Linked DNA regions of Homo sapiens: region 1 is linked to region 2. Evidence: chromatin contacts called from ENCODE Hi-C or POLR2A ChIA-PET data. All regions are on one chromosome and are shown on one strand. Each heading gives the region's core, a stretch centred on a gene start or an enhancer-like site at or near the end of the contact. The rest is flanking DNA. Distances are from core to core; before and after follow the strand shown.

Region 1 (4,006 bases), core at 429-2,928, 44 kb after region 2:
GGAAGTTAGGAATTCCCTTTCTCTCCATATTGCTGCGTGGGCATGGAGGACTAGGTAAGCATACTAAGAGTCTATATGTATATTTACTCGTTTTCCTTCTCCTAATTGGAGTCAAAGGATTGAGAAAAAGACAGTGAGAGATAAAAAGGTGGGACACTAGGGTGTCATCACTATTGTATGGAGGCTGTGAAGGCCCTGAGCTCTGGGGGCCCACGGTATTTATTGGTAATCCAACAAAGAAACAGGTGGTGAGAATGTGGAGGTCAAAAGAGCACGTTGCATTAAGCACATGATTTACAGCTGTGATGGCTTAGCATTTATATGGAGCATGTTCTGCTACTTGAGATAATAGGAATAGGAGCCTAGGAGGGCTAGAAGCAAGGAGCCAGCAAGTCTAGACACATTCCAAAGGACTATGCAAGCCCTGCCTCAGTTTCCCTCCCAACACTCAGCTTTTTCCCAACAAATAATAATAAGACAAAAAATACATATTCATATTTATATCTACATAAACACTACAAATATAAGAAGTGAATAAAGTGGTCACCTATGGGGCTTGGGGTAGACAGGGATGTAAGAAGGAAACTTCTTATTATATGCCTTTTAAAATATAATTTTGATGTTTGAATCATATAAATGTATTACCTATTCCAAATATTAAAATAATTTAAAGATAGATATATATACAATATAAAATGTATTTCTCCCACCCCATTCCATTCCCTGGAAGTAACCATTTGGATCTGTTTCTTTTATAGCCTTTCAGAGTAGTTTATTGTATAACATTAGTCAAGGTTCTTCAGAGAAACAGAACCAAAATGTGTGTATTATACATAGAGATCTGTTTTAAAGAATTGGCTCATGTGATTGTTAAGGGCTGGCAGGTCTGAAATTTTCAGGACAGGCTGTCAGGCTGGAGACTGGGGAAAGAGTGGGTATTGCAGTATCAAGCCTGAAGAAAGTCTGAAGGTAGAATCCTTCTTCCTTAAGAGACCTCTGTGATTTTCTCTTAAGGCCTTCACCTGATTGGATGAGGCCCACCCACATTATGGAGCATAATCTGCTCTACTCAGAGTCTACTGATATAAATGTTAATCACATCTTAAAATACCTTAATAGCAACATCAAGGCTGCTGTTTGACCAAAAGCTGCGTACCATGGATGGCCACACCAAGTTGAAACATAACCATCATACCCATGTACAATCATAGTATCTATCAATATCTATATTTACTTTTGTAATAGAAATGGTAACATGTCATATACACTGATACACACCTTGTTTTAGGTAACAACAGTCCATGTTTTGAAGGAGAACTCTCTAAAGAAATACACCTTTAAAGTATAAGAAAATTGGTAAGTCTGTACTGTGGGGGAAAAGACATGATTAATATAAAAAGGGAAACAACAGCTCGGAAACACATTTGATAGTTATTAATGTCCACCTTACATAAAGACTCCCACAAATTGAAAAAAAGAAAAACACTGATACCACATATCACAGAAATCCAGTTCACAAAAGAAAAGCTACAGACAGGAAGAAAATATTGAAAAATGTTCAAGCCCTTAACGCTGAAAGGAACGCAAATGGAGTCAGGTAAAACTTTATATAAACTAAAAGGATAAGCAAGTTTGTTATGAAACTTAAGACACAAACTGCAATGCTGACGTCACAGCAAACTAGTCAGTCTTTCAAGAGCCATTAGGCAGGATGAATCACAAGCTATAAAATCATGCCCCTTGGCCCAGTAATCCCTTTTCTGGGAACTAATCTTGAGGAAATAATTCGAACCATAGTGAAAGGCCTACACTGTATGGATAGTTACTGTAACGTCATTCATACAATTAAAGAAATACAAACAAACTAAATATCCTGACAGCATAGGAATACAGGCTAATTATGGTTTATTAACTTCATGAAATGTAGCTGTTAAACATGACTACAAGGACTAGCAATGTGGTAAAAGTATATAATGTTAAATACAACAGTTATGGCTTGGCTCTGATGGCAATGAAAAGAAAGCTGTATAAACGATGTACACTTGTGGACAAGAACAGATAGGAATGTAGAAACCTTAAAAATGGTTTGATCTGTTAGGATATCAGAATTGTCGGTGGTATTTCTGTTTTTGTTTTAGTCCTATTAATATTATTGCAATTTTATGTAATTATAAATTTTAAAAATCATAAGTTAACGTTATCCCAACAGTAGCCTCAAATTCAAATTATCATTTAGTGATTAGAAGATACTTTAAGAATCATTTGATTATATTCATTGCCCTTTCTCCTGTTGTGATGGTTATAGTATGAACCTTGGAGGATATTTCAGGAGCTGCAGTTTTCACAGCTCTCATTCTCTTCCCAGGAACTAGGCATATTTCTATTGATTAAGCCTGGAAAGATACTTTGGAAACTTCATTCAGTAAATGTGTATAAGACAGCAGAGAAGTTGGAAGCAAAGAACATTCCTGCGTCAATAAAATTAGATTTCTTTCTAATATTAAAATAGTAGCCAGTATTATTCCTGACACTTTCTAGTTGTCAAAGATGTTTTATTACAATTACAATGCAATAGTACTTTGATCTACATAAAGACCCGTTGTAGTATTGTTTATCTTTGTTCCTAGCTAAAGCTTCAGATCTACATTTTTTTCCTCAATGAATACAAGTATCCAATAAATGAAGACTCAATGAGGAAAAAATATTTGGTATAAATATTTCATTGTGTTTTTCAGTTTTACATTCCATCTCTTGATCTTTCCCTCAAATTGAAAGACAGTTTTAACAGTTTCGCAGTGCCTGTGGACTTTTACTTTATTTGTTGGCTCTTAATTTTGAGTATGGAAGTAGAGATAACCTTGATAATGGGAAATTTTCAAATTAGTAAAATGGATTTGCCAAGCAGGGAAAAGATGGTTTATGTACTGAAGTCCACACTAGCACCTGCCAAGAAAGTGGACATGGTGTTAACATCTGTCACAAACGTGTTTTTCAGGGTGGATCATTTGTACACATTCTTTGTTCAGTGGTCTCCCGATGTCTATGGAAAAGATGCCAAAGAGCAAGGCTTTGTGGTGGTGGAGAAGGAAGAACTGAACATGATTGACAACTTCTTCAGTGAGCCAACAACCAAGAGCTGGGAGGTGAGCACTTGGGCAGGGTTAGACCGTCGTAGTTCCTAAGGTACAGTAAGCAGTCTCGCATTCAGATTCCATGTAACAGGCTGGTAAGAAACTAGAGTCCCTGTGCACCTATGAAATTACAGAGGAAAATAACTTTATTCCTCCGTTTGAAAAAAAACACCACCACCAGCACCACCGCTATGTACACAGGCACACAGTTCATTCTGACCACACTAGATGAATCTACTTATATTCTTACTCATAGCTCCATGCCTTAGTTCAGAGCTCAGCAAATTTTTTTTTGTAAAGGGCAAGATAATAAATATATTTGGCTTTGTAGGCCATACAGTTCCTGTTGCAGGTACTCATAGCTGCCATTATAGAACAGAAGCAACCATAGTATGTAAATGAATGAGCATGACTGTGTTTCATTTCACATAGTTATTATGTGTCACAAAATATTGTTATTAATTTTTATTGAATCCCTTAAAAAATATGAAATCTTTCTTAGCTTAAGTGCCATACAAAAACAGGTGGTAGACTGGCTTTGGCTGACAAGCTGATATAGTTTGGCTCCACGTCCCCATGCAAATCATATCATAATTATAATCCCCAAATGTCAAGGGAGGCACCTGGTGGGAGGTGATTGGATCATGGGGACAGTTTCCCCGTGCTGTTCTCATGATAGTGAGGGAGTTCTCACAAGATCTGATGGTTTTAAAAGTGGCAGTTTCCGCTACGCTCGCTCGCTCTCCTGCCGCCTTGTGAAGAAGGTGCTTACCTCTCCTTTGCCTTCTGCCATGATTGTAAGTTTCCCAAGGCCTCCCCAGCTATGTGGAACTGTGAGCCAATTAAACCTCTTTTGTTTGTAAATTACTCAGTTT
Region 2 (4,435 bases), core at 715-3,214:
ATTAGGTTCGCCTCTATGTTGTAATTTAGTGCATACCACTAAATTGGTGGATACCGTGCCCAGAAACCTTAAACACTGTGCTAGAATTGCTGTTAGGCAATTTAGGCCTTTCCTGGCACAACTGGAACCAAAGAAAGGGGGTGGAGCTCATGCAGTGCCTGGGGCTATTTTTCCCTCTGCTCACCTGGAATCTTCCTTCCAGAAAGCTGGGGGTGGGGCCTCACCAGTGCGGTGTTTCGGTAATAAGCCCGCTTCTATAGACCTGGAAGTGACATCGTGAAGTCATTCAGTTTTCATTCCTATGAAGAAATTCCTTTTCGTATATACTCTTTAGCGTTGCATTGCTTTTTCAGAAGCATATTTCTAGTGAATATCAAGAATAAATATTCATCATTAAAGAAGTTCACTCTATTCTTAGTTTTCTAACAGTTGGAATTTTTTTGTTCTTTTTAAAAATACAATAATGGCTGTTTAATTCGTCAAATGCTTTTTTAGCATGTATCAAAATGATCAGATTCTTTTTCTCTGTTAAACAATTTATAAAGCTTTATCATATTAATACTATATCACTGCTGTATTTCTGGATGAAACCTTTTTGCTCATGGTTTATAATTGTTTTAACATACTACTCTATTCACATTGCTATTTACTTGTGTTGACTACATTATTATAAATAACAATAGCATTTGTTAAGCATGTGCTCTGTGCCAGGCTCTGAGATGAACACTGTATGAATCAGCTTAATTTTCTCAGCATTTCATTTTACAGCTAAACCGTTGCACAAAGATTTAGCTAACTTGATTAATATCACGTGGCTATGAAAATGTGTCATGGTTGCTAGTTAAACCCAGCTCATTTTGACCCCTAAACCAACCTGTGATCAGAAAGGTGTTTGATGACATAAGTGAGATGGTACATGACTTGATTTTATAATTAATACTATCAAACTGCTTCAGCAATCATAGTTGAATGGATCTGTTTCCATTATAGGGACATGCCTGTCATTGGAAACAGATTCTCCTGTTCATAAATCAGGGTACCCCTTTCTTTGAAAAATCTATAGAGACACAGACAATTTTTGCCTCTTTGAATTCCCCTCATTTGGATGTCATAGAAACCATCCTCCCTCTTTAGTAGAGTTACTGATGGTCCTGTGCTGTCAGCCTCCTGAACCCCCTTCAGATGCTCTTATGATAGAAATAGATGGAGGAGAGAGCTGGTCGTTCATGGGTGAGTAAAGAAAGAAGGGGCACATAGTAAGTTTAAGCCCCATGCAGAACTGGTCCTGATATAATTTAAAAACCTGATAATTTTCCAAACTTCTGTTTGTGCTTGTTCAGATACTTGTTAATAACAGAAAAAAAGGCTACGTACTATCTTTTCTTCCCTTCCTATATCTAAGTAGAAATTATGGAATCAAGATCCAGAGAATTCACAGATGTCTGTACGGATTCTGTTTTCAAGCACAATAATGAATCATGTCCACTGTCCTGAGTTCACCCAGTCCCCAGGGGCCTGTGACAGGAGCCAGATGCTCCGGTTTGAAGGACATTATGTATTGACTTGTTCTTGCTGGTTTTTCTCAGAACCAGCATATCTAGCCAGTTCGTTTCTTGACACCCTCCCCAGTCTTCCCCCCCACCAGCATACTCAATGTCCACATCTCACATCACTACTTTGGTACTCAAAAATCTCTTATTTGAATCTCAATTTCTTTTTTTGTCTTTTCCCACAGATCTGTTCTCCAATTCTGACAGGCAGACTAATGACCCCCTAAAGATGTCCATGTCCTATTTCCCCAAACCTGTTAGGTTACATAGCAAAGGTGAACCAAGGCTATAGATGAAATTGAGGTTGCTAATCAGCTGACCTTAAGGAGATTTTCCAGGGCTATCAACGTGGCCCAGTGCAATCACAAGGGACCTTAAAAGTGAAAGAGGGAGGCAGGAGAGAGCACGTGAGACTACTCAGGCAGCGTTGCTGGCTCTGCGGGTGAAAGCAGGGCCTTGGCTGAAGCTTCCTGCAGACGCAGAACTGGCTAGATATGCTGGTTCGGAGAAAAACCAGGGCTCAAGGCCCTGCTTCCAGGGCCCAAAGTAGCCCACTTCCAAGAGAGAGAAAAGGCAAGGGAACCAGTCCTCCCCTACTCTCCCTCCAGAAGGAAAGTAGTGAGACCCATGCCAGACTTCTAATCTATGGAACTGTAAAATAATAAATCTGTGTTTATGCTTTATTTCGAACCACAAATGTGTAGTAATTTGTTATAGAAACAGTAGGAAACTAGTTCATCATGCCATTCCCCTAACTATTCCAACATCTCACTACCTGTATCTCAGCCACTGCTCATCCAGCTCCAGCTGCCTTGCTCTGTGCATCATAACCATACAGGTAGCCGCTTATTTGCTTACTTCTTATGTGGCCTGTTACCCCGGTGTTGAGACCCCCACCCCAGAGTATAGTGTTACTTCTTAATGTTCACATTTTTGAAACCTCATTTTTGCCATGGTAACTCTTCCAAATCTCATTACTCTTACTCCCTCAGTCCTGTCTTTAGTCCACTACATTTTAGTAGATGACCTTACCCCTACTCTACTGGTGATGTTGACAGCATCTGTCTTGAGCTCCCTTTACTTTCAAAACCTCTCTGTGAATTCCAGTCATCCATTTCTGGGTTTCCATCTCTGGACCTCTGTTCAGCATTTCACAGTGTCAACACCACCTTCCTTTTTTCCATGGCCTCTGTGACATTGCATTCATTTTCCCATCCCTCTAATTGCTTTTCCCCCTTTATATCAGCCATATTTTTTTCAGTCCTTAAATCTAAGCCTTCCTTAGTTTCTGTTCTCAAACTTCAGGCCTCCTTTTAAAATTTATTCATTCTCTTGATGTCATAGCTTCATCCAAGACTTCAGTATCACCACTACAAGGGATATCTTCACATCTGGCTGTCATGCCCCTCCAGGCCCCAGGCATACTGCTAGGTAACATCTTCTTTTAGCCCCAGTTCATGAGAGAGAGAGGGGAGTCTTCTTTCTGTAAACTTGTATTGGGGATTATCTCAGATGCAGGATCTTAGAGTCTTGTGTTCTGGACACTCCAGGCCCTTTTATGGTGTGGCAAGGGAGGTGGCAGGACTTATGGACAGGGCACCAAGATCCACTTGGGTTGAGGTCAACACAGGTACCCCATTCTTCCTCCCCATTCCAGCTCTTACCTCCAGGATTTATGCAGAAAGAAATGGGCTAGGCTGAAGGACCTGTGTTTTATTCCTCTAGGGGTTTGGTCAGTTTTGTTACAGGTACTCCTTATGGGACCAGGGAAAACCTGCTCTGAAGACTTTATTTCAGAGGTGGGCAAGTATGAGGTTCAGTTTGCTCTAAATGGCTTCTGAGGGACACTTGGCCAACTTTTCCCTTGGCAGTAGATACTTTTGCGTCATTTGCCTTAGGTTCTTGTACACGGGGAGGGTGAGAATTTGGGTAGGTAGAAAGGTCTGTGAGGAGACCTGAAGTTGGAAAGGTCAGTGTCATTGGAAGACAGTTGCCCTCTTTGGGATGGGTATGGATCCTTACCTAAAACACTAGGGTTGGAGCACCATTCTAAAGCACAATGGAGCAGTCCTTTCCCATGGCAGCTCATGCCTCGTCCTAGATCTCGCCAGGGCCAGAAGCACCTCCAGTGCTTTGTGGACTATGTGCTGCAGCACCCAGTCCCAGACACACAGGACTTCACTCATTGAGACACATAGTTAACCATCTTTTCAACTCACTGCAAAACAATTATTTCTGAAGTAATATGAAACCTTGCCTTGAGCTATAATGATATAAAGACAATTAAATTATATCCTCTTTGCTTCTCTATTGAGCCAACTGTAAAACATAGTATTTGCCTTGTGGCTTTGGCAGGTGCACATGATTTGCCTGGTGTGATGTTACATCAGTGAAAAGTGTTGCCTCACAATCAAACTCATCAGGCTTATTCATCTGTACTGGAAGGTTTATTCAACTATAAATACAAGACAAGGCCAGGTGCAGTGGCTCCCACCTGTAATCCCACCACTTTGGGAGGCCAAGGCGGGCAGATCACTTGAGCCCAGGAATTTGAGAACAGCCTGAGCAACATGGTGAAACCCTGTCTCTACAAAAAAATGCAAAAATTAATCTGGTGTGGTGGCATGAGCCCGTAGTCCCAGCTATTCGGGAAGCTGAGGTGGGAGGATTGCTTGAGTCTGGGAAGTGGAGGTTGCAGTGAGTCATGTTAGTGCCACTGCACCCCAGCCTGGGTGACAGAGGGAGACCCTGTCTCAGAAAAAAAAAAAAAAAAAAAAGACACAAGACATTTAAGGATGGGTGCATCATCACGGTCTTTACCTCCATGATCTCAACATCTTAGACTCTGAAGGGAAGGCGTTTTTTTTGTTTTGTTTTGTTTTGTT

The links. A loop is a pair of places that touch in the nucleus more often than their neighbours do. ChIA-PET counts read pairs that join two places held with the same protein, here RNA polymerase II (POLR2A). Pooled maps may share reads with other maps.
Region 1: a map of heart left ventricle shows a loop between it and region 2 (1.8-fold over the local background). The contact joins two enhancer-like sites. A Hi-C loop is called at or near these places in 9 of 168 maps with a recorded cell type or tissue (Caco-2, Calu3, K562 and 6 more) and 7 of 50 pooled maps. POLR2A ChIA-PET finds 5 or more read pairs at or near these places in 4 of 52 experiments (Caco-2, MCF 10A, Panc1 and 1 more).

What each region holds. Positions count from the first base shown.
Region 1 is chr6:125,912,338-125,916,343 of GRCh38, forward strand. It overlaps NCOA7 (nuclear receptor coactivator 7), which reads left to right. Exons shown (of 16, transcript NM_181782.5): 11 at 2,996-3,143. Among named protein-coding and RNA genes, the nearest start is that of HINT3, 42 kb to the right of the region's middle. Within about 2 kb of position 1,679, at least 6 of the 41 ENCODE cell types and tissues checked have a DNase peak (open chromatin) inside an H3K27ac peak, as active enhancers do; they include mammary epithelial cell, where a contact is called at or near this core.
Region 2 is chr6:125,867,692-125,872,126 of GRCh38, forward strand. The region is part of intron 3 of NCOA7 (nuclear receptor coactivator 7); the gene reads left to right. Among named protein-coding and RNA genes, the nearest start is that of NCOA7-AS1, 51 kb to the left of the region's middle. Within about 2 kb of position 1,965, at least 8 of the 41 ENCODE cell types and tissues checked have a DNase peak (open chromatin) inside an H3K27ac peak, as active enhancers do; they include mammary epithelial cell, where a contact is called at or near this core.